4 separate regions of the Mus musculus genome follow, and regions 1, 2 and 3 are each linked to region 4. A link is a loop called in an ENCODE intact Hi-C map of the cell type or tissue named here. Cell type or tissue: heart. All regions are shown on one strand. Links, peaks and the distances in the headings refer to the core of each region. The heading gives the core; the rest is flanking DNA.

The links. Peaks named below come from ENCODE experiments on the same cell type or tissue, not always from the same donor. Only the 100,000 strongest peaks of a DNase experiment are listed, where the experiment ranks them.
Region 1: a loop joins it to region 4, with 2.0 times the contacts of the local background. A loop is called at or near these places in 2 of 42 quality-filtered maps.
Region 2: a loop joins it to region 4, with 4 times the contacts of the local background. A loop is called at or near these places in 3 of 42 quality-filtered maps.
Region 3: a loop joins it to region 4, with 4 times the contacts of the local background. A loop is called at or near these places in 23 of 42 quality-filtered maps.

Annotation. Positions count from the first base shown.
Region 1 is chr9:78,583,857-78,591,751 of GRCm38, forward strand. It overlaps Slc17a5 (solute carrier family 17 (anion/sugar transporter), member 5), which reads right to left and starts at 4,189. Exons shown (of 11, transcript NM_172773.3): 1 at 4,018-4,189. The coding sequence starts at 4,111. In heart, for the core only: CTCF peaks have their summits at 3,788 and 4,415; DNase peaks (open chromatin) are centred at 4,175 and 4,725; H3K4me3 peaks cover 1,560 bases; H3K27ac peaks cover 1,237 bases; H3K27me3 peaks cover 437 bases.
Region 2 is chr9:78,444,225-78,452,119 of GRCm38, forward strand. It overlaps Mto1 (mitochondrial tRNA translation optimization 1), which reads left to right and starts at 3,986. Exons shown (of 12, transcript NM_026658.2): 1 at 3,986-4,286; 2 at 5,195-5,394; 3 at 5,494-5,611. The coding sequence starts at 4,073. In heart, for the core only: no CTCF peak of the experiment used is centred there; a DNase peak (open chromatin) is centred at 3,997; H3K4me3 peaks cover 2,058 bases; H3K27ac peaks cover 1,154 bases; H3K27me3 peaks cover 1,065 bases.
Region 3 is chr9:78,473,695-78,481,589 of GRCm38, forward strand. It overlaps Eef1a1 (eukaryotic translation elongation factor 1 alpha 1), which reads right to left. Exons shown (of 8, transcript NM_010106.2): 2 at 6,817-6,994; 3 at 6,547-6,726; 4 at 6,158-6,454; 5 at 5,930-6,080; 6 at 5,584-5,840; 7 at 5,264-5,498; 8 at 4,759-5,164. The coding sequence starts at 6,960. The coding sequence ends at 5,040. Mto1 (mitochondrial tRNA translation optimization 1) reads left to right here. Exons shown (of 12, transcript NM_026658.2): 12 at 96-458. The coding sequence ends at 191. Among named protein-coding and RNA genes, the nearest start is that of Eef1a1, 4.1 kb to the right of the region's middle. In heart, for the core only: a CTCF peak has its summit at 3,665 (motif pointing right); no DNase peak of the experiment used is centred there; H3K4me3 peaks cover 1,726 bases; H3K27ac peaks cover 354 bases.
Region 4 is chr9:78,523,564-78,531,458 of GRCm38, forward strand. No RefSeq gene overlaps it. Among named protein-coding and RNA genes, the nearest start is that of Eef1a1, 46 kb to the left of the region's middle. In heart, for the core only: CTCF peaks have their summits at 3,846 and 4,493 (motif pointing right); DNase peaks (open chromatin) are centred at 3,948, 4,468 and 4,678; H3K4me3 peaks cover 1,559 bases; H3K27ac peaks cover 2,005 bases.

The DNA.
Region 1 (7,895 bases), core at 1,338-6,337, 60 kb after region 4:
CATCAACCCTGCTAGCAGCAACAGCCATGGGTGCCCCTGGCTGCTTGTTTTCTCTAGAGACAGAGGTGCCAGCAGTTCAGTATCACTGTTGTGTTTCAAAAGAATTGATTTTTCTTTTTTTATTTATGTTTTATTTTCAAAGGAAGGGAACTTAGCTGAAGGAGCCCACGGAACCTTTTTGCATTTCTGTCTCTCTCTTCCATTTCTGTCCCCGAGTTGCTCTTGTCCCATCTGTTCCCACTCTCTGAGACTCCACCTTGGAGGGCCCCATTCCAAAGGTTTCCATCTTTCCCTTACACTCCCCGTACATTCACAATCCTTCTGCAACATTTCTTTTCAAGTAGGCGGATTTCTACTCACGGTGCATTTCTGTCCATCATGTGCTAACTTATATAATAGGTCAGTTAAAAATGTTCAATGGCTTAGAAACACCTAATAAAACCTGGCTGATTGGCAAGGTCAGACCACTGAGCTGTACAACCAGGGATGGGTAACAATCATTTTTTGTGGAGCATGTGGAATCTGTATATAAAACATATGCTCCTTGTCCTTATCAAAAGCCATATGGTGGCAGGTGGTGACGACAGCTTTAATCCCAGCACCCAGGAGGCAGAGGCAGGAGGAGCTGAGGTCAATGCCACCCTGGTCTACAGAATGAATTCTAGAATAGCCAGGGCTTCATAGTGAGACCCTAAAGCAAACAAAATTCCAAACACGCTAAACTTGGGGGTGCCTAGACCTAGCTCATATGGCCTCAGCGGAGTCCTGTCTGCCTTTCCTTGGAACTCTGGTGTTACACTAAGCAGCTCTGAGCTCCCAGATCCAGGCAGCAGGAGGAGCCTGTGGATTGAGGGCTTTGAGTTCCAGTCAGGCGGTTCAGGAGAATGAGCCCCAAATGCACAGAGATGGGTGACTTCCCGGCTGGGATGCCTGAGTGGTTGTGGGACTCCATCCCCTCCTCTGGGTCTTAGCAAATGTTTCAATAATTGTACAAAGTTCTCTGTCACAGAGGACTCTTTAGAACCCATGATCCTTTGCACTCTCCCACTTAAGATCCTGACTCCTTGGGCAAGACGACTGAATTCTTGCCTTCTGCTTCTATTTAAAGGAAAAATTTCTTACCATCTCTGATGGTTGAGCCCCTCATATTGAGCGTTGATTGTGGGGTTCTCTGCCAACAACACAGCCCGCAGAGTGTTGATACAAGTGAGGCAAGAAGGAAATCTGGCTTAATGCACGCAGTTCAGCAGCTGGTGTTGGTTCAAACCCCGCCCGGAAGGACCGTTTGCTTTAGGCACATTTAAGTACAGTACAATTTTGGAAAAAGGTTTCCTGGCGACAATTAACTCAATCCCGTGTGCATGACGAAGCTTATGGCATTACAAAGTACATGTGATCTCTTCCATAAAGATGAATTCTTATCGATTGAGAAACAATGTCCGAGATAAAGCTCTGGAGAGGAAGAGTCTGGAATAAACAAAAGTCTGGGGGAGTCAGGTGTGGCCTGGCCCTACAGATAGCACAGGTCACTAGACTATTAACCACACCCACTCCCAACCTTCTGGGTGGAAAACAGGTTATACACATCTTCTGTTGTCGAGACAACCCTGCCTGTTTAACATTGCAGGCTTCCCTGAGACTATCCATATCAGCCGAGCTGTGGGGATTAAAAACCACAGGGACTCACAGTGTCCATTCACATAGTCCCCATCTCCATACCTGAGAAAGCACTTTCTGTTTGTTTGTTTGTTTGTTTGCTTGGGGGAGGGGGTTCAAGACAGGGTCTCTCTGTGTAGCCTTGTCTATCCTGGAACTCTTGCTCTAGGCCAGGCTGGTCCTGAACTCAGCAATCCGCCTGCCTCTGCTTTCCAAGTTCTGGGATGAGAGGCGAGTGCCATCATTGGCTGGCTCTGAGAAAGCATTTCTAATCAAATAAAGTGCTACGTACCTATGTAAGGGAGAAAGGAGGCCTGAGAATCTCGGGAGACGAGCCAGGAAAGGTCTTTTTTGGAAGAGGGATATTTAACAGAGGCTTCCTCAACGGGCAGAAGTTGCCAGGTAGCTGCGGGGGTGGGGTGGGTGTGAGCACAGCCATTCTAGCAAAAGCAGGACCAGGGCCTGCAGAAGTAGGGATGTGAGAGAGGCACAGGGAGAACATAGGACCTTCCTTCCCCCGAGCTGGTTTACTAACAAATAGTTCACATTACCGTCGAGCGCTTACTGTATTGAGCTCCTGTTACAGAACGATGAAGATGAACCGCAAAGTACACAGAACACTACTCAGCACACAGAAACTTCAGGAACTGAATTGCTATCACTGCCTTCTCTGGATCCTGGAGATCGAGCTCACGTGTTAAGAAGTGTATTTCTCATTTGTGGGAAATTAAGCTTTGTGGGGCACGAGGCTCCTAGTGGAACAGACAGGACGGCCGGGAAGGTAGATATCCCTACCAAACTGGCGGAGCAATCGGCCTTGCGTGCAACTTCCGGTGCCACGTGTCTGTGGCACCAAGGAGGATGTGATGACGGAGGACAGGGACAGGGAATCCAGAGCAGTGGCAAAGTGTCAAACTTCGATTCTAACCCAAGAGGGAAGCCAAGGGGGCAGGAGGTGTGAATCAGTGGACAGAATGCTTGCTTACCACGCATTCAGGAGGTGGAGGCAGGAAGGTCAGGAGAACTAAGTCACCTGCAGCTACAAAATAGAGGCCAGCTGGGGCTACATGAGACCCTGTCTCAAAGAAAACCAAGCAACCAACCAAAAAAATGCAAGTCCTAGGTTTGACCTACTGATGCCTTACACTTTTCAAAATAAAACATTCTATTTTAGATTTTAAAAAAAAAATCTGTTCTATGTACGAATGTTTGCCTGTATGTATGTCTGTGTACCACAGGTGTGTCTGAGTAGGGAGGGTGTTGGCTCTCTTGAGCTGGAGTTATGGATGGTTGTAAGCTTCCATGTGGGTGCTGGGAACTGAACCCTCGTCCCCTGGAAGAGCAACCAGTGCTCTAACTGCTGAGCCATCTTTCCAGTTCCCTAACAAACTATTCTAAAAATAAAAACAAAACCAAAACAGATCACCCAAAAGCCAACAGAAGTAGTCTGAATAAAGTCAGAAAGTAGGGTAGTTACCCACACAAGTGGGAAGGATGGTTAAAACAGTTACGAAAGAATTCTTTGGTAATGTCAACAAAAGACATACCGACAGAAGACTGTTCCGGGCCAACAAAGGCAAATTTCCAGTTCAATTCTTTCTCACACCTATATCCTTGAATGTGTCCAAGCCGATTTGTCCTTTAGTTTTCTGTAGCTTCAGGAAGCTACATTACAAAAGTGTAGCGAAATCCAGTGAAGACACATACTTGTGTTTTGGGGGATGGTGGGTATGGAGACTAGAACCTTGTCAGGCAAGGACTATACCTCTGTGCAACATGCGCCCCCCCCCCCCCCCCCCGCAATGAAGATGCTTTTTGAAGTAGCACCTGCAAGACCTCTAGTACGGCATATTGTCTTAGAGTGCTAAAGATATCTTATCTTGAGAATAACCTGTTTCCTAACTTAAATTGCAGTCTGATAGACAAGGAAAAAATAGAAATGTCTGCAATATTTTGGTGTCTTACAGCACAAGATATTCGCGGGATTATGCAACTGTCCCCCGCACACTCAACAGCTGTTAACTCTTCTTTGTTGTTGTTTTGTTTTTGTCTCTCCTCCCCAACAAGGCGCTACCAGATCACATGTTTACAGGCCGGCATAAGCGGAAACCTGGCGGCCGCTGGAGGGGAGCAAGAAGCACTTTGGCCCCTTTGCTTATTGACTCGGATCGGGTACCCCTCCGACCCTGAATTGCTTCAGTCCCGCCAGCGCCACAGGCACCTCCGTCCCGACCCACAGCACTACAGCGGCTACCTGTCCCCCCGACCCCGCAGCCACTCCTTCAAGGCGCCCACGGCCGGGAACCACCCGCCCGCCAGGAACGCTGCCACTAGCAATCACTCGGTGGTCCCGCAGCTCACCCGCTTCGGTCTGCCGGGCGCCCGGCAGGAGCGGGGTGCTGTCCGAGCTCTCCTCATCGTCGTTTCCCGCCGGACCCCGAAGCAGGGGCCTCATAACGCCTGGAGAGCAGATGTGCCGGCGTCGTTGCTTGGCCAACCTAGCTCTCGGCAGGACAGCCCTTCGCCGTGCTGGCTGGGCGGGGCAGGATATTGCCCCGCCCCAGGACACGCCCATATCTGGTTGCCTGTTCCTAAGGCGCCATTTTAGTTTCGGGCAATTTCCCGCTGTGGGCAGGGTTGGGTTGGGCGTGGCGTTTGCGCTGTGCAAGATGTGTGTCACCAGCGGTAGGGAGCCCAGGACTCTGTTACACTAGTAAAAGCCCGGGCATTGGACAGCCTGAAGGCGGCGATGGGGTTTGCATCTCGCAGTGATAGGGAGCTAGGGAAATGGGCAGGGACTATTTGCCTTCTAAATGTCTATAATAGTTTTCAGTCTTTGTCCGTTTTGTGACAGCATATGGCTTTTGAAAAGTAGCAAAGGAAATCATGTTTTGTCCGACGAAATTGACTGTTTCAGAGGTGAACCCCAATGTAGGCAGCTGCCTTTTCTCTTTAGGAAGATACTGTTGATTGTACCCAGGGCCTCACACATATTAGACTAACGCTGATACATACCATTGACCTACATCCCCAGCGGGCAGGCCACGTGATGTATGAGCGTGGGGGAGTTTTCTCTGTAAATCTAATTTGGACAGATTTTCCCTACTGCTGACTCTAAGAAAGAGGAACTAGGAAAATGCTTCAGTCAGCCTTGGTGGGGCCATCGGGCCTCTGAGTAATAAAAGCCATATCTGCAGACCGATGGAAAAGACAGATGTGGTAGACGCCCTTAGAGATTTCCACGCAGACCAAGGAAGAGCAGAGGCTCAGAAAGTCAGGTGAGGCCCCTGTCTAGAAGAAGGGCTGACTGAGATTTACTAAAGATATCCCTAACTCTTGGGCCAGTAAATGCTGATGGGCAAGTTTTCAAAAAGACAGCTGTAGAGATAAAGCCCTTGAGTTTGTGCATACCCGCCTGGCAAATTCTTATAAAATGTATGTACAAACAGCACTTCTGGTGTGGTTAATTTGATGTGTCAGTTTGCTTGTCCTCCATGTGAGTGGATTTCAATTTGTTTGAAGGTTTGATTAGAACAAAAAGATCAGCTTCAAGCCGGGCGTGGTGGCGACACCTTTAATCCCAGCACTCGGGAGGCAGAGGCAGGCAGATTTCTGAGTTCGAGGCCAGCCTGGTCTACAGAGTGAGTTCTAGGACAGCCAGGGCTACACAGAGAAACCCTGTCTCAAAAAAACAAAAACAAACAAACAAACAAACCCAGCTTCCCTAACTCATCCCCTTGTACCCACCCCCCCACCCCTGAACTCCTCCAACAGACGGCTTCAGATTTCATTAGCCTCGGGGTTCTCATCTTTCTGCACCTCTGCTATCCTGTGTGAGCCAATAGGTTTGTTCAACACTGTATCTCCTCTCCTTTATTGCTAAGATCATCCTTTTTGGCAGGGACAGCCAAGGGAATCTTCCAACATAGGGAATCAGATTCCAACAGCCTTGGGGAGTTTGAAATCAGCAGCACCATGTTTAAGTACACTTATTACCTGAGAAGGTTCAGGTTACAGAAAAGTTGCAAAGTCAGTACGCAGAGTTCGAGGTAGGATAGGAAGGCTGGCTTTGTGGGGACATGGGAAAGGAGTCCCTCACTCCCGGGTCTGGGGGACATATCCTGCCAGCTGAGCTAAGAATTTCTGCACAATTAACATGATTTGCTGTGAAGGACCATATGTAAGGCCCAAGCATCCTTCCAGAATGACCTTTCTCCTTTCCCAGACTTGTAAACCTGGGGAGATTTCTAAGACTTTGACAAGAAGCCCCACTTAGGGTACACTCTTGTGCAACTTTATGATCCATGGTTTTACTGGATCAGCTGGCAGTCTTATCCACGGCACTGACAGGCACCCTGTCATCATTTACTGAAGGGTGTGTGTGTGTGTGTGTGTGTGTGTGTGTGTGTGTGTGTGTGGTGAGACAGGGTTTCACTGTGAGGCCCTAGCTGTTCTGGAACTCACTATGTAGACCAGGACTGCCTCTGTCACCCCAGTGCAGGGATTAAAGGCAAGTATCAATCCTGCCCTGCTTGTGTGTGTGTATGTGGGGCGATTCTTAACAACACTTTAAGCTGTTACTTAAAGGCCACCAAAATCATATATATAGTAGCTGCTGAGACACTTGGGTGCAATTCTCACTTAGCTTTGAGAACACCACACCTTTGCTAATACACTTCTTTGGTGAGTATTATTCTTTTCCCAAACACCAGTCATTCTCCCTAATGGCAATGCTTAAATCTTGCTTACAGTCTTTTCAAAATAAATGTGGGCCCTGTCCATCCTGGCTATGCTGAAATTCTTTTCTGCAGTGAAGTCAAGATCCTGGGTTTATCTGATTGAGAGCTCAGGTTGCTATAGATGACAGACAATGTGGGTTATGGATCTGCCCTGGCCTATAAGCACTGGCTCCTGACAAGCTCTCTATACAGTGTGCCAACTTTGACCCCTTTTCAAGATCTAAGAGAGTATGACACATTTATTTCAGCTATGGAAGCATTTTGGTACTTAATGAGCATCATACTTTATTTGGACTTCTTTCCCTTTTACCTGTCTTCCTCCCTGTACCCTCCTCCCCCTTCCAGGGTTTATTTAGGATACATATTAAGTTCCATTATTGTATCTCCTTAGGCTCTCACAGATGTTCTTCCTTTTTGCTGACCTCATCAGTTTTATAGAATACTGATGCTTTTCTGGACATTCTCTCAACCTGAGTTTGTCTAATGTTTTCCTTGTAATTAAACCAGTACTTTGTAGTTTTCATTTTCATTTTTTAAAAAAAAATTTGAGACAGGGTTTCTCTATGTCTGAAACTCACTCTGTAGACCAGGCTGGCCTCGAACTCAGAAATCCGCCTGCCTCTGCCTCCTAAGTGCTGGGATTAAAGGCATGCGCTGCCACTGCCCGGCAGTTTTCATTTTCATTTTGTTTTAGAATGTTTCTAAGAGCCAAAAAGCCCAAAACCAACCAAACAACAACAACAACCAACCAACCAACCAGATAAAGATACGGATTGTCTTGGAGACAGCCCAGAGTAGGGAGCCTTTCTTGTCATTAGCCTCCAGGGGATGGGCTGGATATGGTGTAATTTGTGATTGGTGGTTAGTACTGGTGGTGACAGTAGGCATCATTGGATGCCTGTCTTAGAGTTTGTCTTTTATTTATTTATTTATTTATTTATTTATTTATTTATTTATATTTTTACCTCTTTCTATGCTTTTATTTTTGGAAGAAAGCCAGCATGTTCATCCTACTCTTACGGGTCAAGGAGTTAGGGGCACACTTTGAAGAGCAGTTCTTTCATAAGGCAGATTTGTCTCCTCTCCGCCGATTTCTCTTTTTATACTAGTATGAACCCCTGGCTATTATATACTTCATTTCAGAATCTAACACATTACTTATTCTGTTGATTAGATTATCAGCCATGTTATTTATTTTGATGATCAGATTGCTACAGTTTTGGTAATGGGGAGCTCTTTCAGTTTGGCTGTAAGTCTTTTACCTGTTCCCATTGCTAATTGTTTCCCATCGTTTGTTTTGAGGCAGAGTCTCTGGCTGGGTTGCTATTCATGATGAAGCACAGGATGTCCTTGAATTTGAGCAATATGCCTGCCTTGGCCTCCCAAGTGACGGGATGATAGGTGATCACCATGGCAGCAGGCTTATTGTTGTGATTTCTGAGCAACACTTTTTCTTTCCCAAGCTAATGATAAGTCTGAAATCATTAGCAGAACATAGCA
Region 2 (7,895 bases), core at 1,306-6,305, 80 kb before region 4:
CCATATATTATGAGATACATGTAGCCTGAATAAAAAGACACCGATCAGTGTGCTGCCATCCTATTGACCCTGCAACTCTCTTCCCTCCTTCCTGTCAATGCCTGTACATGAGTTTTCAAAATGGGAACTTGTCTAACAAGCATTCGCTTTTGAATGGCAAGTAGACACACCTGGGAATGGAAACGCTGCCTACTTTGCAGAAATACACTTGAGCAGGAGACCTCTCTGTGAGGTCTTGCCAGTAGAGTGGCATTCTCCATTATTAGTCTCAGCACTAGGGAAGCAGAGGCAGTAAGCTGGAGATCTACAGAGCTAGTTCTAAAACAGTCAGGGCTATACATCGAAACCCTATCTGGAGGAAAAGAAGAAGAGAAGGGAGGGAGAGGAGGAGGAGGAGGAGGGTGAGGAGGAGGAGGAATTAAAAAGAAGAAAACAGTGCAATAGAGTATGGAATAGGCATGAGCATCGGAGAGAATGAAGTTTGAACAATGATTTTTGAAAGGAGCAAAATTCACTGCGACAACCATACTGTAATTGTAATTCTTTTAGTTGTGAATCTTTCTAGTTAATCAACTCTTAGCATCACCTGTGGGAGCATAGGTCCGTAGCTCCAGCTGCTCTGGAGGCTTAAGCAGAGCATCTTTGAGCCCAGAAGTACAAGCCTGGATAAGAGAGTGAGATCTTGTCTCAAACAATAAATCCGAGGTCCATCCTGGGGACGCTGATACAAGAGTAACAAACTACCTTCCACATGAGGGTTTTATAGACTTCCCAAACAGAAACTCGGTTTCTATTGTCTTTATTATCTGTCCTTGGGCTACAACTGAACTTTCTGGTTCTGAGTCTATGAGTAATGTCTTCGTTGAAAAGGGAAGATTCTGCACTGAATACATAGCATGTGAACAGATTAATGCCTGGTCTTCAAATGTAGGTGAGAGGGATTCTCCCAGGTAAGTGTCAACTGGGTTTATGATTCTTTGGGGAGGGGGCAGGATTGATGCAGGGTTTCTTTGTGTGGCCCTGATTATCCTGGAACTCACTCTGTAGATCAGGCCTTGAACTCAAGAGATCCCCTGCCTCTGCCTCTGCCTCTGCCTCTGCCTCTGCCTCTGCCTCTGCCTCTGCCTCTGCCTCTGCCTCTGCCTCTGCCTCTGCCTCTGCCTCTGCCTCTGCCTCTGCCTCTGCCTCTGCCTCTGCCTCTGCCTCTGCCTCTGCCTCTGCCTCTGCCTCTGCCTCTGCCTCTGCCTCTGCCTCTGCCTCTGCCTCTGCCTCTGCCTCTGCCTCTGCCTCTGCCTCTGCCTCTGCCTCTGCCTCTGCCTCTGCCTCTGCCTCTGCCTCTGCCTCTGCCTCGAGTACTGGGATTACAGGCATGAGACACCACTGCCTGACTGAGTCTATGATTCTTTAATCAATGGTTTAAGCTATTGACTCAAAATATTAAGAAGTAGTATATTTTAGCTAGCACGGGCCATAACTCTAATATAAACACTTTGAAAACCTGTTAGAGAAAGGAAAAAAAAAAAAGCAAACTACTTTGGTGCCTACACTTTGGAGGGAGATCTTCATGAGTTTAAGACCAGCCTGATCTATATATCAATTCCAGACTGAGAGAGGCAAGAACAGAGCCAGGAGGAGTTGAGAGAGAACTGCTAGTAAATATTTGATGATACTTGAAAAATGCCCAATGTTTGTGAAACATCACATCCCATTTAAACCAATTTCATTATCCACGGTTAAAGCATAACTATCCGCTTCTGTGCTAGACAGAGTCTGCACACCTGTAATCTCCACACTTAGGTACCTGAGGCAGGAGGATGGGGAATCCAAGTCTAGTTTGGCATACATAGAAAGGACACGTCTCAAAGGAAAAAGAAATCCAAGTGAAACATGGTGGCATAAATCTGAAATGCTGGCACTCAGCAGACTGAGGCAGAAGGATTGCTGTGAGTTCCAGTTCGCTCTGGGTTGCAAAGTAAGATATCTCAAAAACACACTAGAAGCTGGGAAGATGGCTCACTGGATAGCTATGCACTCCTGACACCTGTTTTTTTTTTTTATTCTTAGAACCCACATAAAAGATATACATGGTATATCTTGGTACATACCTCTACAATCTTAGCCCTCTTACTGCAAGGTGGGAGGCAGAGATTGGAGAATTGGCCTTAAGTTCTTTAGCCAGCTGTCCTGGAGTACACAGAACATCAAGAGAAATAATAAGAGAGGCCCTGCTTCAAAACAAGGTAGAAGGAGATCACTGGCTCCTCAGAACTTGACATTTGTGTCCCAAATGTTCACCAAGACATACACACTTATGCTCACCTCTCTTTCTCCTCTCTCTCTCTCTCTCTCTCTCTCTCTCTCATCTAAAAACACCTACCATCAACAAACAAGCCAATATTGGATACAATGTAGAAGACTTTTTTTTTTCATTTTTTCTCTTTTGCTTATTTTCACTTTCTCTCAGAGACAAGATCTCTCTACATAACCCTGACTATCCAGGAACTCACCGTGTAGTTCATGCTGACCTCAGACTCAGAGCTCTGCCTGAGTTGTGCACCATCGTGCCCAGCTAAGCAAATATATTGTTAAGGGGACTGGACAGATGATTGGCAGGTAAAAATATCTGCTGTCAAATCTGATGATGTGGGTTCAATTCCCAGAACCCACAGGATGAGGAGAACTGACTCTCTCAAGTAGATCTCCATATGTGCACTGTAGTATGAGTAAGCCCATACACATACTCACATGCAAATGAATACATGCAATTAAAAATTTAAATATATATAGTTAAATGGAGGGGAATAAAGTGAAAGATAGTATAATCACAGAATTTATATACAAAATACTAGCGTTCCTGTGCCGTGTGAGTTTTCCCCCTCCTGTGAAAATGTGAATAAATGTATATTTACCTGAGGGCACCAAGAACAAGCCAAAGAAAATTATTCCACTCAAATATAATTTAGTGAAACTATAAGTTTTTTGGAGGTATTTACAGGAGTGTGGATGACTCAAAGACTGCATTACAAAAGTCCAGGGCAGTATGGATGACAACTCACAAAAGTTGTATCCCTGAGCCCCCGAAGGACTTGCACATCTGATGGTCCTGGAGTCTACCCCCTAGCAATGGTCCCTGCTTGTATAGCCTGAAGTAGGGGTGGGCCTGGCAATTTATAAATCTTCCTGGGACTGAACCTGTAAACTTTGTTCACTTCTGGACTTTTATGAGACTCCCTCCTCTAGGAAGGAATATTTCAACTCAGAGGAAAACTTGTATATGCATATAAAAATAGCTACTAGCAACAAAAGACTGGCATTCCTTTAAAGTAGGGACAGAGCACTTTGTAGGAGTTACACATTTTTTAATTCTCCATGTCTTGTGTGTATATTATGTTTAAATAGGAACCAGAGAAATGGCTCAGTGAACAAGATCTCTTGCTCTTTGCAGAGAACCTGCCGTGTTTGATTCTCAGCACCCACATAGTGGCTCATAACCTTTTATTGCTCCAGAAAATCTGATGCACTCTTCTGACTTTTGTGGGAATAGGCTAGATCGAGGCGCGCGCGCACACCCACACACCCATACACCACATGCACAGGCAAAACAATCATACACATAAAATAAATGTCAAAAAAATGTTTAAGCTGTATATAAATAATGGAGTTTTGATTTGGAGACGTGATATTCATTTGTAGACCCAGATGGCCTTCAAGATGAGGATTAGAACTCGGATTGCCTTAGTCGACTAACCTCTCAGAAGATTTTGAGGCGAAATGATCAAATTTATTGTTCATAGGTGGCAACCTGGCGATAAAGACAAGTCCACGGGAAAAGCCTAACCTCAACCTCCAAGATAGAATCTCCCGCCAGCGCTGAAAGTACCTGCGGGGGGAGGAAGGGGGGGGGAGAACGCACAGGGCCTGCGCGCACCTCCCCGCGGCGAAGCTCCAACCCGCCAATCAAAAGCGTCGCTGGACGCAGGCGCGCTACGCGCTGACTCGGCCAAGATGGCGACGCCCAGCTGGCTTCTACTCCGGTGACAGTTCCGGGCGTCTCTAGCTAGCTTCCCTCAACATGTTCCTTCTCCGAGGCCGTGGCCATTGGGCCGCAGCGTCCCTCGGCAGACGGCTGCCTTTGCGTCGCCTCCGCAGCGACAGCGCGGCGCCCTGCACCCCGCACTTCGACGTGGTAGTTATCGGAGGAGGGCACGCGGGGACCGAGGCGGCCGCCGCCGCCGCTCGCTGTGGCTCGCGGACCCTGCTTCTCACGCACCGCGTGGACACGATCGGTGAGGAGCCCCGCGGCCGCGGCGGGAACTCTACGTCCGACCGAGCGCGGGCAGGGTTGCGGTGGACCGGAGTGGCCGGTGCCCGGGGTCAGGGAGCGGAGGACTGAAAGCCACGGCGGCTGCTGGGCAGGTCGCTGGGTTGACCCTCCCCGTATTGTCATCTCAGAGAAATCCCGAGTTAACATTTTCACACCCGTCTTGTTAAGCGACCGACGTGGTGCGTCCACGGAGAGCTTGTCAAGCTCTGCCGCCGCTTGTCGCGTTCCGTATTTCCATTGCGTGTTTTGTGCTGATAGGCGCCTCAGCTTACGCACCTCGTTTTCATTATCCATCCGACACTTGATAAACATTAGGCTGATCCCGCTTCTAGGCTCTGGCGAGTAGTGTCTCGTTAAATATAGAAGTCCACTTGTCACTTCACACAGATTTAAATTCTTTTAGACATATACACAGTAGTGCAAAACCTGTGTTCTATCAACGCTGTAGGATATGTCTAAAAAACATTTCAGAGGCCTACTAATGATTCTCATAAATGAGACAGTGCTGTGTAGACCAAGCTGGCTTGGAAGTCACAGTGATCCATCTGCCTCAGCCTCCTGAGTGCTGGGATTCAAGGTGTACCCAATCACGCCTGACCAAAGTGATGAAGGAAGGTGGTACATTATCAAGTATTCCTTGGCTTCAAAGAAGAAAGGTAACTTGGCTTAGACGATAGAGTCCATAGGAATGCAGAGAACGGGAATGAGTCGCCCATTTTCTGCTAATTCCTCCTCTCTTTGAAGTTAGAGGAGAGCGTGTTGGGGTTTATTGTTTTAAATGAATCTGATTAGTCTGATTACCTTTCCGAGCACTCTTTATTAAGTAATATGTACAGGGTACTCTATTATGATCATATCCATTCTCTTTAGGTCAGATGTCCTGTAATCCTTCCTTTGGTGGCATCGGAAAGGGGCATTTGATGAGAGAAGTGGATGCCTTGGATGGTCTGTGTTCCCGGATCTGTGACCAGTCTGGTATACATTACAAAGTGCTAAACCGGCGTAAGGGCCCTGCTGTGTGGGGACTGAGAGCACAGATTGACCGGAAACTTTATAAACAGAACATGCAGGTGAGCACAGGCGAGGCCAGGGGTGAGCACCCACGGTGAGGCCAGGAGGGACTGTGGGCTTCTCCAACTGCTCTTTCAACTGGCATTCTCTGTTGACAGAAAGAAATCCTGAGCACGCCCCTACTCACTGTTCAGAAGGGAGCTGTAGAAGATCTAGTTCTTGCAGAACCAGAGCCTGGGTACCCTGGGAAGTCCAGGGTCAGAGGTGTTGTCCTGGGTATGTACTGGCTAATAATGCTAATACCAGCCTAGCAAACTCTGTGAGAAACTTGCTTTAGAGAAGAGCATGCAGACATTTTTGCTGTTCCAGGAAATTCTGGTTTTCAATGCCTGGATAAGAAAATTATGTAAATAGTCATGCGTCTCTTCATTTTGACCATCGTGAATCTCAGTCAAATTCTAGGTTCATTAATATTATTTTAGTGCCAGGCAGTGGTGGCACACACCTTTAATCCCAGCACTTGTGGGGCAGAGGCAGGCAGATTTCTGAGTTCGAGGCCAGCCTGGTCTACAGAGTGAGATCCAGGACAGCCAGGGCTACACAGAGAAACCCTGTCTCGAAACAAAACAAAACAAAACAAAAAATACCCAAAAACAACAAAACAAAACAAAATACTGTTTTAGTGTAATACTCCAAAACAATTTGTGTCTTTTATCCAGCTTCTTCTATCATAAATTTGTTTCTATATTTGTTCATTTTCTGTGTGAAGTGTGTGTGTGTGTGTGTGTGTGTACTTTACACACATAGGTATGAGGGATGGAATTCAGGCCATCAAGTTTGGCAAAGCACCTTTATCCACTGAGCCATCTCAACCAGGGTCCCCACCCCAACACACACTGTCTAGAAAAAAACCAAAAAAAAAAAAAAACCCATGTGAGGCAGATTTCACTACATCACCCACCCCTACTTTCTTGTCTTACTTAAGGTTAGTATTGCTGTGATGTAATGCCATGACGAAAGGCAGGCTGGGGAGGAAAGGGTTGATTTGGCTTAGTATCCTGAACCACAGTCCACTGAGGGAAGCCAAAACAGGACTTCAAAGTGGGCAAGAACCTGGAGGCAGGAGGCGATCCAGAGACCACACAGGAGTGCTGCTTACTAGCTTGCTCAACTTGCTTTCTTACAGGAGGACCCTGGACCTCCAGTCCAGGCGTGGCCCCGCCCACAACAGGCTCGGCCCTCCCACATGAATAACTACTCAAGAAAATGTTCTATATGGTTGCCTACCGCCCGGTCTTAGGGAGGCAGTTTCCCAGTGCCTCTCAGAACACTCTAGCCAATGTTAGCTTGACATAAAATTAGCCCAGCTCCTCAACCTCAGCCTTTCTGGTTCTCTCCTTTCTGACCTTTGCAAGGAGGAACTAGTTCAGTCTTACTAGTTTCTTCTCTTCCCTCTATCAGTTACCATTCTTCCAGCTACTATCTAGCATTCAGAAGTGGATACAACTTTTTTCTTTCTTTCTTTCTTTCTTTCTTTTTTTTTTTTTTGAGTGAGGTTTTCCTGTGTAATCAGGGTTGGCCTCGAATTCACACAAATTCACCTGCTTCTAATTTCCAAGTGCTGCAGTTAAAGGCATGCACCTCACATGGGCTATTTTATACATTTTAAAAATTCCTTTCAATACCTGACAATTTAAAAAAGAGAAGAAATCATGTTGTATTTAACCAAAATGCTAAAGTCAGTTAACTTTTGACTGTACCCTCACCAAGTGCAGCAGGCCTGTGTGCTTCTTTAGGAACCTCGTGCTTCCCCTGCTACAACACTGCTTAGATTCTTGAGATTCACAACATACAGCCATCCAGAGTGATTGTGCACGTGTGTGTAGTGGGTAGAGGTCAGCATTAGGTGTCTTCCACACTCGTTTATTTTTTCTGCTTATTTATTTTCACACTACTGGGGGACATGTCTGGCACACTCAAGGAAGTTAGCAGCATGCAGGAGATTACGTCACTTCCACCGTGTGGGTTCCAGGGACCAGCCTTTACAGCAAGTTCCTTTTTGTCTGCTGAGCCTTCTCACCAAGCTCCAGAGTTGCTTAGTTTTGGAAACAGTGTCTCTCACTGATCCTGGTGCTCACTGACACAGCCAGCCTGGCTGTTCCATTGTTCCAGTGCTGAGGTCACAGACACCCAGCACTGTGGCCTACATGCAGGTTTCTTATTCATTTGGAATTCTTTGTTTTGAGTGCTAAATAAAGAGAAGTTGATCTATAGGAACAAGCTTTCACTTATAAGTTGGATGCTTTTAGAGATGAAATGTGTAGAAAGGTATCAACTATAGTTGATAATACAATGTTGTACCCTGAGATTTTTTTTTTTTTTGGTTTTTCGAGACAGGGTTTCTCTGTATAGCCCTGGCTGTCCTGGAACTCACTCTGTAGACCAGGCTGGCCTCGAACTCAGAAATCCGCCTGCCTCTGCCTCCCGAGTGCTGGGATTAAAGGCGTGCGCCACCACGCCTGGCTGCGAGATTTTTCTAGGTATGGTTATGGGACTCATT
Region 3 (7,895 bases), core at 1,411-6,410, 50 kb before region 4:
AACTGCTTTACAGCCTGTCCTATAAAGAGGCTGTGGGGAGAGGACATCTGATTTGACATCGCTCATCCTGGTTCTTTTGTCATCTTAATTCCTAGATTGGGGCTGCTAGTCGTATTCCTGGAGTGACACCAGCTGCCATCATCAATCTGCTCAGATTTGTGAGGAGCACGCGGCAGAGCAGACAGCAGTGACAGAACGCCAGGCCAATCGGTGCTTGTGAACTTTCATTTCATAGAGGACTTAGAGTGAGGGCTTAGGGCAATGGTTTTCAGCCCCGTAAAACAGTTCCTTGTGTTGTGGTGAGCCCCAAACACACAATTATTTCATTCCTACTTCATACTGTTACGAATCATAATGTAAATATCTAATATTCAATCCCTGTGGGAGTCTCAAGCCATGGGCTGAGAACCGCTGGCTTAGAGAGTATGAATAGGAAATAAAGATGACACTGAAAATACTGTTGTTAGGTGATTTTACGTTTGTCCAAAGGTATGTGCCAAGTCCTGGAAGTGGCTTTTTTGTTGTTGAGACAGGACCAAGGTTACAGTTTTGCTTTTTTTATGTATCTGGGCAAAATAGTGAAAAACAATGTGTAATTCTCTCTGGGGCTCATATTCTATAGATCATATAGCATTCATCATAACTAAAGCAAAACTAAACCTGAAACTGTGGTGGAACAGACTTGTAATCCCCCATCACTTGAGAGGCTGAAGCGGGAGGACCTAGAGTTCAGGATTGACCTGGCTGTACAGTGAGACCTGGTCTTAGGGAAACAGGGAGCCACTTACAGAACCTGTGCTCCTCTCCTGCCTACTTTTGTCAGTGACTCAGAAGAGCTGCCCCTTCTTGTTTCTCTAGATACTGGTGAAAACACGGGCATGCCTTCCCACTCATTTTCTGAAGCCCCTCCAGTCCTGCCTACTTACTTTTTTTGGTTTTTTGAGACAGGGTTTCTCTGTATAGCCCTGGCTGTCCTGGAACTCACTCTGTAGACCAGGCTGGCCTCAAACTCAGAAATCCACCTGCCTCTGCCTCCCAAGTGCTGGGAGCCTACTTACTTTTTTAACTAAATGGTATTCTTTCTCTCTTTTATTTCTCCAGCTCCCTCTTCGCAGGAGGCAAAACATACCACTGTGCAAAAAAGGACGAACCTTTGGGGGGCGGGGGGTGTTACTCAAACAGATACACCATGATCTGCAAGCTAGCTGAGCTACAAGAGTTGGGCTTGTCTCAATAAGGGAAAAGAAAAAGAATGCATGTTAGTGTATGTGAATATTTTAGCAATGAAGGAGTGGGGAAATCTCTTGCATAATTTTCTCACCTACTTTACTTATACATAAGGATAGAATTAGTGTAACATAGGACTTCTTGTAGGGATCACAAACGGAACTCTCAAATACACTTATTCATAGGCCTTTCAGAGATTTCCACTGCATGAGGTCAACACTATTTAGTACCATGCAGTTGTTTCCTAAAATAATTTTTCTTCAGAATCAGTACTGAGAAAACTATGTATTTGAGTTAGTACTCCAGTTTAACTTGTTATGGAAGTTCCCAGAGACTTGCAAATATGGAAGTGACTTTGGTGCCACATAAGCAGTAACGGGTGAGAGAGCACTTAGGGTTTGTAAGTAAAATAACAAGTTAATGTTAATGGAAAACAAGATGGGATGTCTCTTTCATACAGGACCTAGAACTCACTGTTTACTCCTCTCACAGTACAACCAACAACCCCCAAGTGGTGAACATAATGGCTTAGAACACATCTAAGGCCATATTTGATGTTAGCTTGCACCCTTGTTTTCATAAAATGCATTTCAAACACAGGCCATATTAATTTGCCTACTTAGTTCTCAATGCATAAGAGTAAATTAAAACAAAAACAGGGCTGGGGAGATGGCTCAGCGGTTAAGAGCACCGACTTTTCTTCCAGAGGTCCAACCATCTATAATAGGATCCTATGCCCTCTACTGATGTGTCTAAAGACAGCAACAGTATACTCACATATATAATTCTTTTTTTTTTTTTAGATTTATTTTATTATTATATGTAAGTACACTGTAGCTGTCTTCAGACACACCAGAAGAGGGAGTCAGATCTTGTTACAGATGGTTGTGAGCCACCATGTGTTGCTGGGATTTGAACTCTGGACCTTCGGAAGAGCAGTCAGGTGCTCTTACCCACTGAGCCATCTCACCAGCCCCACATATATAATTCTTTAAAAAAAAAAAAAAAAAAGTCATTTTGTCCAAGCTGGCCTCAAATCCCTATCCTCAAATGATCCTCCTGCCTCAACTTCTGAAAAATCCAAGACTACAATAAAGCACCCCAGGCAAATTTTCATAAAACTCCGCTGTACATGGTGGTATGTATCAGTCTTGCCTACGTAGCAAATTCAAAGCCAGTGTAGACTGTTCAAGACCCTCTCTCAAGAAAGAAAAAAACGGGGCTGATGAGATGGCTCAACGGTTAAGAGCACTGATTGCTCTTCTGAAGGTCCTGAGTTCAAATCCCAGCAACCACATGGTGGCTCACAACCATCTGTAATGAGATCAGATGCCCTCTTCTGGTGTGTCTGAGACAGCTACAGTGTACTTACATATAATAAATAAATCTTTTTTTTTTTAAATTGTTTTTTTAGATAACAAATTGGCTTTTTAGTTGGTGTGGTGGCACATGCTTTTAGTCCAAGCCTTGGGAAGCACGGGCAGGTAGATTTCGGATTTCCAGGCCAACCTAGTCTACAGAGTAAGTTCCAGGACATCCAGGGATAGACAAAACTGTAGCTCAGAAAAATGCCTTGTAAGTCAAGTTTTCCAAAACTCAAATTGAGCCAAACCTACTAGTAAGCTTCTAATTCCATTCTCAGGGGGGCTGTGATAGAAAGATCACAAGTTCAAGGCCTGCCTGAGCCTCTCAATTCTTTTGAAGGAATGAGGATCACTGCTCAGTGGGAGTGTATCTTCCAACCATATGCAAAGGCCCTAGGTTCACCCAGTACCTTTCCCAAGAACTGCCAAGAGGTTCATTTAGACCCAGAGGCTAGCCTGACTGCAAGATAAGGGAGTGTGGGGGCAGCATTCTCAAGAGTATTTTAAGAGCCATGTGCCTTTGGACAAAGGACAACTTGAGGGATGTTCTGCTATGTGCATCTAGGGACTAGACTGTCTCGCCAGCCTTTCAAGCCCAGCCTGCCTTCATTTACTTTTATTTCTAAGGATGTCAAGACTCCCTAGCCCTTATGCAACCCAGACTGAGACTGCACTGACTTTAAACCCTACTCATTAGTAGCAACTGGCCTTATCCATGTGGAGCCTTTATCTCCCACATTAAAGCCCAAATGTTTTAAAAAACATGTTTTAAAAGAGTTCAAGATTTTGCCTACATGGGTACTGTATATGGACCTGGTACAGACAGGCCACTAGAACTGTTGTAAATCATGTGGGTGCCAGAAACCGGGGGAAATTTTCACTAAGTCCACACTAAAGTCATATAACATCTAAACAGCTAGCCTTTTAGAGCACTTAGCTTTCACGTGTTTGATTTTAATCAAGACTAAAGACTACCTATGTAGCTCACGTGGTGGAAGGCTTGCCTACCAAACCTTTGGCCCTGAATTCCATCCCCAGAAACATGCTTTTATTCTGAATGTTTTGTCTTCAAAGCACCAGTAGATGGTGCTACTCCACTTATACACGTAAGTGTGCAGGTTTGAAAAACGGTGTTTGTATCCAGCAGACACTTGCTATCAATTTCCCAGGTAGGTCTTGATTCTTATTTAGGGTCTAACAGCTTACTTAAGCTATTTCACTATTAGCAATCCATTTTAACCAGTCCTACTTGAAATAACCTCAACTAAGGAACTGACAAGCCTTTAGTAAAGAGTTTGCAGCAACAGCAACCCTTAATCCCACAAGCACTAGAATTTTATCCAGTCTCTAAGGGTAAAGATGACACATTGGATGTTTTTGCCATATCAAAGGGGTTATTACACATCACTTTTCTGAGTCTAGATTATCTAAACTTAGGCCACCTGTTTTCATCTCATGGACTTCATGACATATCCTATGCAGTCTTGCCAATCCACTTCCAGGGACTAGCCCATGTTTGTTCTGCCAAAGTCAGGCTAACATGCCTCAGTTTTGAAACTTATTTCAAATTACATGTTCTGGCAACAAGTACAGTCACTGTAACCAAAATCTCAGTATAAATACTGAACAGCTTTTACCTTATTATTGAAGGTATTCCTACCACCCTACCATCAGCTTGTTTTGCAAAAGCTCATCTTAGAAAATCCCTTTTGCTTAGCCTCTTCGTTCTCACCTATTCATTCAAGATTGGTCTTTTTAGTTAAGGTTCTCTCCTGTGTAATTGTGGAAGGAAATGCTCAAGTAATTGTCCAACCTTGCTTCATTTCCAATATTCACAAAGCACACTCAGTAATCCTATGTGGTAGCATACTCCAATGCTGCCTAAATCAAACTTAGCTGTCACACCCAAGTCTGACCTACTGCATGCAGATCCAGACAGATTGGGGTATAGGTATAGTCTGCCCAACTATACCACACCTTGGGTTGATACAGCAAAATTACTTTGTCCTCACCAGTAAGATTTGAAGTTAACCCAAATCAGCCCTGTTTATAGCTCAGTTCTGGGCAGACCCAGACAACCAGAACTCAATCCCTAAGAACATACCATGGGGACCCCAGTACCTTTGTTGTATACAGTCAGTTAACTTTCAGCATTGACCAACACAGATTTCTCATTAAACTTGTTTTAATGGTCTCAAAATTCTGTGACAGATTTTTGGTCAAGTTGTTTCCATTAAAAAGTACTGATTTTGAAAACTAATAACTTAAAACTGCCACACACAAAAAAAATGGTCCACAACATTCTTTCCTTCTGAAGGTTTTACGATGCATTGTTATCATTAACCAGTCTTTTACTATTAAACTTAAATGGCCAATTGAGACAAACAGTTCTGAGACCGTTCTTCCACCACTGATTAAGACTGGGGTGGCAGGTGTTAGGGGTAATATTCATTTAGCCTTCTGAGCTTTCTGGGCAGACTTGGTGACTTTGCCAGCTCCAGCAGCCTTCTTGTCCACAGCTTTGATGACACCCACAGCAACTGTCTGCCTCATGTCACGAACAGCAAAGCGACCTATATAGAAAAATGCCATTTATCAGTATCTTTGCTATGCAAGCAACATTTCCTATTACAAACTTGATGTTCAGTGTAGCAGACTCAGATCAGGCTTACCAAGTGGAGGGTAGTCAGAGAAGCTCTCAACACACATGGGCTTGCCAGGGACCATATCAACAATGGCAGCATCGCCAGACTTCAGGAACTTGGGGCCATCTTCCAGCTTCTTACCAGAACGACGATCGATCTTTTCTTTAAGCTCAGCAAACTTGCATGCTATGTGGGCTGTGTGACAATCCAGAACAGGAGCGTAGCCAGCACTGATTTGGCCTGGATGGTTCAGGATAATCACCTAAGAAAAACAGCGTGTATTTAAGTCTTGCCTTGTGATTCTGCACACACAACCAATCTAGCCACCTATCTTAAAAATGTGTCACCTGAGCAGTGAAGCCAGCTGCTTCCATTGGTGGGTCGTTTTTGCTGTCACCAGCAACATTGCCTCGTCTAACATCTTTGACCGACACGTTCTTTACATTGAAGCCCACATTGTCCCCAGGAAGAGCTTCACTCAAAGCTTCATGGTGCATTTCAACAGACTTGACTTCAGTTGTTACATTGACTGGAGCAAAGGTAACCACCATGCCAGGCTTGAGAACACCAGTCTCCACTCGGCCCACAGGGACAGTGCCAATGCCTAAAATAGTATTGTTTTGTATAAGTATTTAATACACAAAACATAAGACTTCAAATTCACGTCAACATTCTACTTAATATTCTACTTACCTCCAATTTTATAGACATCCTGGAGGGGCAGTCGCAGGGGCTTGTCAGTTGGACGAGTTGGTGGTAGGATACAATCCAAAGCTTCCAGCAGCGTGGTGCCACTGGCACTGCCATCTTTGCGGGTGACTTTCCATCCCTTGAACCAAGGCATCTAAAACACAGGCAGTCAATTATAACCTCCTTACTTATTGCGGCTTTCTCCATTCAACTACCTTAAAAGTCACTTACATTAGCACTTGGCTCCAGCATGTTGTCACCATTCCAACCAGAAATTGGCACAAATGCTACTGTGTCAGGGTTGTAGCCAATTTTCTTAATGTAGGTGCTGACTTCCTTAACGATTTCCTCGTATCTCTTCTGACTGTATGGTGGCTCGGTGGAATCCATTTTGTTGACACCAACAATCAGCTGTTTCACACCCAGGGTGTAAGCCAGAAGAGCATGCTCGCGGGTCTGCCCGTTCTTGGAGATACCAGCTTCAAATTCACCAACACCAGCAGCAACAATCAGGACAGCACAGTCAGCCTGTAAGAAACAAGACAATCATATACCATTATCTCAGAGAAAGCACCCCACTAAAAAATATCCTGAGTCAGGAATGGGTAAATTTTACACACCTGGGATGTGCCTGTAATCATGTTTTTGATGAAGTCTCTGTGTCCTGGGGCATCAATGATGGTCACATAGTATTTGCTGGTCTCGAATTTCCACAGGGAGATGTCAATAGTGATACCACGCTCACGCTCAGCTTTCAGTTTGTCTAAGACCCAGGCGTACTTGAAGGAGCCCTTTCCCATCTGCAAAGTGACTTCTAATTAGTACACCCAAGACCTAGGTTCTACTCCCTGCTTAAAGAATTCCCATCCCTCCTTTTGCCTTATACTTGCCTCAGCAGCCTCCTTCTCAAACTTTTCGATGGTTCGCTTGTCGATTCCACCACATTTGTAGATCAGGTGGCCGGTTGTGGTGGACTTGCCGGAATCTACGTGTCCGATTACGACGATGTTGATGTGAGTCTTTTCCTTTCCCATTTTTGCTTTGAATTAGCGGTGGTTTTCACAACACCTAAAAAAGGGTTTAAAAGATACCTTTGAACCGCTAAGAAGCCCGAGAATTAGCTCCGCTCAAAACTCAAGGGGACAAATTCCAAAAATGACTTCCAGCGCCAGGCTGGCCTGACTAGTCTCCACCCACCAAATGTGAACAAACTCCAACGCCATTACATCCCCTCCCCCCGCCGCGACTAGCCGTGCTCAAAAGCCCGAGGTGACTATTGCGGCCGATAGGACCACGGGGTCACAGGAAGCAGCAGCCGGTGAGGGACCAGGCCCTCTTCCTTTGTGTGGGTGACTCACCCGCCCGCTCCACCGGGCTGCCGCGTCCTCCATTTTGAGCTCCTTGCAACAGGGCCCGGGAGCGGCCATCTTTCCACGCACGCAACTGGTGCCGGACGGGATGGCCTCACCCTAGTTAGGGAGGCAGGGCAACGCGGCGCCGCCAAGCCAGATCGTGCCGGGTGCTGGGGCCACATGGCCTCGGCACGCTAACCCCAGCCTGGTTGCTTCGGGAAAAACCCCAGGCCTCGCCCCATCCAGGTGGCGTCGGACATGTGCTCCGAAGGCGGGCGGGCCCCAGCCGCCACTCCTGTCCCTCCATTCCTCCCCAACCATGACCTCTCCGGGCTCCGGGCGAGCAAGCCCCGCACCCTCCCTTTGTTAGCCCCTATTGCTGAACGGCAATCGAAGGCAGCAGGGCAACAACAACAACAAAAAAAAAAAGACCAGAGTGCGGCCGGAGTAGCACGCGGCGGCGGCGCGGACACCACGCTAGGCCTCAAGCCGGACACGAGGCGAGGCTACGGGGTTGCCGCTAGGCCTCGCACTCTGCCTCCCGCGCCGCCCGCAACTCGAAGCGGGAATGCTCGCAGCTAATCCCCGCCGACGACAGCGGGGCCCGGCCCGCTCGG
Region 4 (7,895 bases), core at 1,923-6,922:
GTTTTCTATTGTCCGGGTAGGAGGACAACCTTATCTTCCTCATCAGACCCCACCACTTAGTTGCATTTTTAGGGGTGTACCCCTCACCCATTCCTTTTAGGTAGTGCCGACATGCCCTGTTCCCTTATTGGGAAGGGATCTTTTAGCTGAGTGGGGAGTCTCTGTTTCCTTTGCTCCTCACATTCGCCTAAACCCAAGCTCATCAGCAGTTCCTCTGCTCCTCCTAGCCAGTCAGCCTACTAACACTAACATGTAGTTTCCTTTACCAGCTTCTCAGGTGGACCCCCAAGTCTGGGACGTCCAGAACCCTCTGTTGCTAAACACCATTCTCCTGTTGTCATCCAGTTCCTGGACTCTACCAGGTACATCACCCAAGCTCAATGCCCTCTCTCTCTCCAGAGCCTCAGGGGACTTAAGCCCATCATTTCTGACTTCTTAAGGAAAAAACTCCTTCACCCCACCTCTTCCCCCTTTAACACCCCTATTCTAGGGTGTGGTGTTGCACACCTTTAATCCCAGCACTTGGGAGGCAGAGGCAGGCAGATTTCTGAGTTAGAGGCCAGCCTGGTCTACAGAGTGAGTTCCAGGACAGCCAGGGCTACACAGAGAAGCCTGGTTCAAGACCTCAGGTGCATTACTTCTGCAGTGGTTCCTCTCCATCCTATTGTAGCTAATCCTTACACACTTCTTTCCACTATCCCCTCGGGGACCTCTCATTTCTCAGTCTTAGATCTCAAGGATGCATTTTTGTCTATCCCTCCTGACGCCCAGTCACAGATCATATTTGCCTTTACCTGGACAGATCCTGACACCCACTTTTCTACTCAGCTTACCTGGACTGTTCTGCCTCGGGGATTCCGAGACAGCCCACACCTATTTGGCCAGGCCCTGGCTTCTGACTTATTCTCTTTATCTCTCCCTAAAGCTAAGATTGTACTTTATGTAGATGATGTCCTCTGTAGCCCCGCTCTAGAGATTAGCCAAGCTGACATCTCTGTTCTTCTAAATTTCCTTTCCAGTCGAGGCTACAGGGTCTGACCTAAAAGTCCAGCTGTCTACTCCTCAGGTCACTTATTTGGGACTAACAATTCCCCAATCCACAAGAAAAAGTCTGATTCAGTCTCAGACTGTTCCTTCTACAGAGGAAGAGATTTTATCATTCCTAGGAATGGCTAACTTCTTATGTTCCTGGGTTCCTTCCTTTTCCCTTCTTTTTCTCCCCTTATATGAAAGCAGTGTTAGGCCCCCACCCACGAACCACTTCTCAAACCTGTTACCAAGCCCTTTCGGAGGCTCCAACAGACTCTCCTTAAGGCCGCACGCAGCCTTACATCTCCCTGACCTGACAGAGGCTAGCTGTCCTGACAGTTAAAGAAGGTGGTTTTGCTTGTTCCTCCAAGAATGCTGTTTCTACGCCAACCAATCCAGGATAGTGAGAAATAAAAGCCAGGAGCTACAGTCAGACATCAAGAACTTCAGAGACCGTGAGACCTCCAGTTTTGGGATTTTTGAAAATCCTATATGGAAGTGGATACTCTTTCGTAACACCTTTCCTAGTCATCTTCCAGGCGGTATCATTTGCTCCTTGCTTCATTAATCTTGTTTCTACGTTTCTTCAACGACAAATACAAAACACTTCTAACCAAACTATTAATCAGCTATTACAGGATTACCAGCCACTGCCCACAGAAGAGCTGCTGTCCACAGAGGAACCCGATGTGAATGTTTGTCTAGTGGATCCCGATGGTGAGAGCCAGCTACACCCCAAAATTGACTACACCCCAAAATTGACGACACCCCTAGACAGCAGGAAGCAGCTTAAGAGACACGACACCCTCGTTCCCTTTTCACCATCGGCTCCCCCCGCCCTTTTTCTTTTTCTTTTCTTTTTTTCTTTTGAGACAGGGTTTCTCCGTATGTCCTGGAACTCTCTTTGTAGACCAGGCTGGCCTCAAACTCAGAAATCCGCCTGCCGAGTGCTGGGATCAAAGGCGTGCGCCACCACGCCCTGCTCCCACACCCTTTTTCTTCCCTTCTCTTTATAATAACAAGAAGGGAGGTATGTTGGCATCAGGACATTCCAAACCTATGATATCACATAGGCCACAGCGCGACCTGCAACCTCCAGACCGGTTGCCAAGACAACGGGCACCATCTTCCCAGCATTCACTTGGCTCACCTCCCACCCTTACTTGTTATGTCATTTTCCATATAAATAAGGAGAACATCCCTTCCTCGCTCTTTCTTCCCCCTCTTTTCTTTCTCCCCCTCTTCTTCTCTCTCTGCCACTACTTTGTCTCTCCCTTCCAATAGAACCTTTTCCACGCTGAACTGCTTTGGCCTAGTGTGCTGTTGAGCGGCTACCCGCCATTCTAACACGTCATTGGCTGTCCCGGAGCTCCAGCTGTAGACCAGACTGGCCTTGAACTCAAGGAGATCTGCCTACCTCTGCCTCCAGGGGCTGCAATTAAAGCCGTGAGCTAAATTAGTTCTTTTTGAGCCTGGGTCTTGCTATCTACCAAGGCTGGCCTAAGACTGTAGTCCTAGCTGATTCTGAGCTAGCACACCTTTCTCTACACCCCAAGTGCTAGGATTGCAGGAATGGTCCATCCACCATGTCTGACTTCTATTGGCTTTCTCAATATTGGCTGAAGCTTCTCTACTCCTCGAAAGTTCTGCAGGAGAAATCCCAAAGACAGCAAATTCTCTATTAAACAACTGACTGCATTTTTAAGGAACCACCTTCTAACTTCCAGGCCTCAGCCAACTTCTTTCTGAAGTCCCTGTTCTTGGCAGAAAAGCCAGTTCTGTACTGAGATCCATGCTGGCCTTCAGCTATAGTGGGAATGGGGCCAAAGGTTTCAGAGGTGGAGTTCTTGATTTTGTTCCATTTTGAGACGTGGTTTCTATTTGTAGTCCAGGCTAGCCACAAATTTGCAGTCTTCTAACTTCACCTGTTTACACTTGGGTATTGTAGACATATGTAACCATGCCAGGCTCCTATTCTGTGTATGGGGCCCTGCAGTTTTGGTCTCAAACTCACTATGTAGTTGAGGATGACTTTCAACACCTGATCTTAGAGTTGGGATTAAAGGCAATATTGTTTCGAGACAGGGTCTATGTAGCCTGGGCTGTAATTTGCTATGTACACAAGGCTGGCCTGGAATCCACAGAAATGGCCCTTTGTGCCTTCCTAGTGTTGGGGTTTAAAATGTGGGTCAACCTTAGACCGGAGAAAAAAACTATTTCGACGACTGTCTGATTAAAGCAAGCTGTGTTTAGACTGTGCACTTTCCCTAAGTTCGGGTCTCAGAACATCCCCTCACTGGCTTTTGAGGTCTCTTATATGTGGAAGGGTTAGGGTTGATAGAGAAGAGCTGTTGAGATAATTGGCTGTTAGCCCCTGGACATAGAAGTTGGGGTGGGGACATGGTGGTGGAGGAGAGGGGCTACTCAGGACCTAAGGCAGTCTGTGGGGTGTGGAAGGGCACTCATCAAGGTATCTGGAAAAACATTTCCGTAAGGCAAAAGGGCAATCATAGCTTACAGATTCAGGGGTTTAGCAAGGCAAAGGGATTTACAAAGGGTATATACATCATGGGGTTACAAGTTAAGCACAGGTTGAAAAACATGGTTTGTAGAATACATTATTAGGCTTAGGAAACAAATTTATTCTTGTAAGGTATGGAGACTTAATAACAACGTGGCTCTTTAACAACATTGTGGCTCCAGGTTTGGTTTCAAAGTCACCACACTTGGCCAGAATTGCGGTTAGGAGCTAACATTGCCTTTTAGAACAAAAACTGAGAAGCAAGGGTCAGGAAAGTCTTTTTGCCTCGTGACCCTGCTGCCTCCAGCGGCCAGAGGCGGGAGCGCGGGCGGGTGACGCCAGGGGCTCCCCAGCCCGCAGTGACTTTCCATCGAGCCCTTTTAAATGCCTTTCTTTTGCACGTGGTTTCTGTGAGTCATCTCCTTTCTCCAGACAAAGAAATCTAGGTTTTGCTAATCGGGTTTCCTGAGTCCGCTAAGGCATGAGTCAAACTCGTGCTTCCCGAGTGCTGTAAGCTCTTCTTGCTCCTCCCCCAGGGGAAACGCCCGCTGCCGTGGGGCAAATCCGAGTTTCTGGGGGGCCGGGGGGGGGGTGTCAAAAAATTCACGCGGAAGGTGAGTGCGGCATGGAACCTGTCGTAAGTCCCAAGCGTCAGAAGAGAAGAGCGTTTGTGTGTTTTAAAAATAGTTCTCTTAAAAATCTTTGGACAGGCTCGGTGGCTCCAAGGGTAAAGGAGCTTCTATCAAGCCTGAAGACCTGGGTTCAGTCCCTTGGGAAGGCGGAAACCGAAAACCGGTTTCAATAAGCTGTCTTCTGACCTTCACACACGGACTTAAATTATTAAAATAAGTAAATAAATAACGAATGCGTGAATGAATGACTGTCTGGGCGTGGTGTGGCATGCTTGCAATCCCAGCACTTGCCGCCAGGTGGAGGCAGGGGGATCCAGGCCAGCCCTCATTACAGAGTCAGTTTGAGGCCAGTTTGGATTTCCTGAAACTGTTTCAAAATAGAAAAATGTGGTTATTAGAAAAAAAAAAACATTAAAAAAGAAGGGCTTTATACTGGGGTAAGAGAGTGTAGGAAGAGGCAGAGCTGAGGGACAAACTCCAGGCAAAGTAAATCAGCCATTTGGCAAGGCCCGTGGCTGCCGTGAATATCAACAAGTGCCACTTTGTCCCACAGTGCCACTTTACAGCCTAGCCAAACCGGCGATGCCCGAGGGTGCAGGCACTTAAAGCCCAGCGCCAGAGAGGCCTGCTTTGGCTTTCTTAGCCTTTAGTCAGTTCCAGATTGACCCTGACGGTCCTCCCCCCGCCCCCCCCCCCCATGATTGATTTTTCTTTTTAATTTCCAAACATTCTAGTTAAATAAAGGAGTTCTGGTGGCACAGGCCTGAGGTCTTGGCTTTTGTGAGGTGGAAGCAGCAAGGTCAGGGACTGAAGGGCAGCCTTGGATGTAGGAGACCCAGTCTCAACAAGATAAAATGAAAATTTAGAAGAGAAAACCTAATCCCTCCTTCACTATTCACAAATGCTTTTAACGTTTTGTTTGGTCTGTCTTAATAGTTTTTGTTTTGGGAATACAGAATGTCTACACATGAGTGTACTTATCAGCATTATTAAAAAAAATCATTTCTAAATTACGTAGTGTGTGTGTGTGATGAGAGTCCCTCCTCTCGTGGTGCCTGGGATGGAACTCAGGCTTTTCAGCAAGCATCTTTTTTTTTTTTTTTTTTTGTTTTTCGAGACAGGTTTTTTCTGTGTAGCCCTGGCTGTCCCTGGAACTCACTTTGTAGACCAGGCTGTCCTCGAACTCAGAAATCCGCCTGCCTCTGCGTCCCGAGTGCTGGGATTAAAGGCGTGCACCACCACGCCCGGCTTCAGCAAGCATCTTTATCTACTGAATTGTCTCTTAGCAACTCACACCAGCTTTATTAACAACGTCCTCGAACTAGAGAACCCTAAGTCCCCCCAGGGATAAGTGGATAAAGCAAAATGGCAGGACAGGGTAAGAAAAGCCACTGAATTCTGCACTGTGTGCGGTGCTGGGCTCGTGCCGCCAGACAGTGCCTTCCACGTGCCTGATAAACATTCTGCCCTGAGCCACAACCCCGATTTTAGCTATACACTTTCAAAAGGTGAGTTGGGTGGGATGTGAGTTAAATCTCAGTAGTCATTATAAAAAATAACACTAATAACATTAATTTTGTTTTTTGAGACTTTTTCTTTTTTGGTTTTTCGAGACAGGGTTTCTCTGTATAGCCCTGGCTGTCCTGGAACTCACTTTGTAGACCAGGCTGGCCTCAAACTCAGAAATCCGCCTGCCTCTGCCTCCCGAGTGCTGGGATTAAAGGCGTGTGCCACCACTGCCCGGCACATTTTTTTTTTAATTACCAAAATAATTCATATGCCTTGTAAAATATGAACTCAGAGGGAATAAAATCAGAAAGCTTTTCTCCCTGCCCAGCTTTAATACACTGACAATCCGGTGACACACCTCCTACTCTTTCCTAAACAGTCTACTGAGAACCAAAGGTTCCGATACAGGGGCCTATGGGGACCATTCCCACTGAAACCACCACAGAGCACAACCACTTACATCCCAGTCTCATTATTTTTTATTTTTTTCTTCTGATGTAGGGTCTCATCAGGGTATCCCTGGCTAGCCTGGAATCTTGCTATGTGAACCAGGCTGACTTGAAAGTTATAGCAATCTTCTTTCCTGTTCCTTCCTGAGTGGGTCTCCTGCAGTGCTGGGATTAAAGGCCTCCCTCATCTGTCCCCTCCTCCACTGCTCTCACCACTGCACCCTCAGCCTTTTTATTTCCTTTTCCTTTTTAAAAAGATTTATTTAAGTACACTGTAGCTGTCTTAAGACACGTTTTCTTCTCTCTTCGGCCCCTCTCTCTCCGCTCGAAGATTTATTTGTTATTATACATAAGTACACTGTAGCTGTCTTCAGACACCCCTACAGAGGGTGTCATCTCATTACAGATGGCTGTGAGCCACCATGTGGTTGCTGGGATTTGAACTCAGGACTTTCGGAAGAGCAGTCCATGCTCTTAACCACCGAGCCATCTCCCCAGCCCCAGTCTTTTTATTTCAGTCCCCTCCTCCTTCATCTCACTCCCCTTCTGCCCCTCTAAATAAAGTGTTTATGACTTACTCTCACTTGTGTGAGTGCCCTTGGAAAGTTGTCACTTTTTTTTGGGGGGGGGGATTATGGGCCGGGGCTGCCTCTGGCAACCTTGCATGGGTTCCAGGTATTAAGCACAGACCTGTGTGCTGTCACAAGCGCTTACCCTTCATGCCATCTCCTCAGCCCGAACCACCCACGTTTCATTTGTTTGAGACTGGATCTGTACCTGTAGCCCATACTCAGGAGAACTGCCTGCTCTGCCTCCCAAGCACTGGTGTTTACAGAGTGCCCACCACTGCCAACCCCCACCCCAACTGTGCTCTTGATTTGCATTCCCAAGCAACCAATGATGTTCCATTAGCTTGCTTTTTTATAATTATTAATTTTTTTTTGTTTTTGTTTTTTGAGACAGGGTTTCTCTGTAGCCCTGGCTGTCCTGGAACTCACTCAGTAGACCAGACTTGGCCTTGAACTCAGAGATCCAATTCAAGTTGTCACATTTGTACAGCTTTAGAAATACTCAGGGAGATTTGTACGTACCTGTACCTGTGGTCCTGTACCTGTGATTGAGGTGGGTAGGAGGCTCAGGAGCTCATAGTCAGCCTCTGTTACATAGTGAGTTGGAGGCAAACCTGGGCTACAGAAGACCCTGTCTCAAGAACAAAACAAAATAAAACAAACCAAAACCCAAAAGACAACATAAAGCAAAACAAAAACCCACCATCACCACCCCCACCAGAGAGCTAGCGGGATGACTTAGAAACTAAAGGTGCTCGTTGCTGCTGCTGCTGCCAACTCTCAGACTTGAGAACTGGATGGCTGAAGAATGCCCACCACTGTATAACCCACTCTTGCCCCTATAAATACATATGATTAAAAAAACAAAAACAAAAAACAAACAAGAGAATGTTCAGCCACTAAAGGCTAACATCAGAAAACAAGAGAAAAAAACTTAACAGCCCTCAAACAACTTTCCCAGCACTTGGAAGGCAGAGCTGGAGGACTGCTGAGTTCAAGGGCATCCTGGTCTAGACAGCAACGTTAAGGCCAACCAGAGGTATTTGGGGAGATATTATTATAAACAAGCAAACAAAACACTGTTGTTGGATGCGGTAGCTCATGCTGGTAACTCACAGGAGTATGAGACAGTACACTGCAAGCCAATGAAAGTATGGGTCTAGCCAGGGCTGTCAAGTGAGCTCTA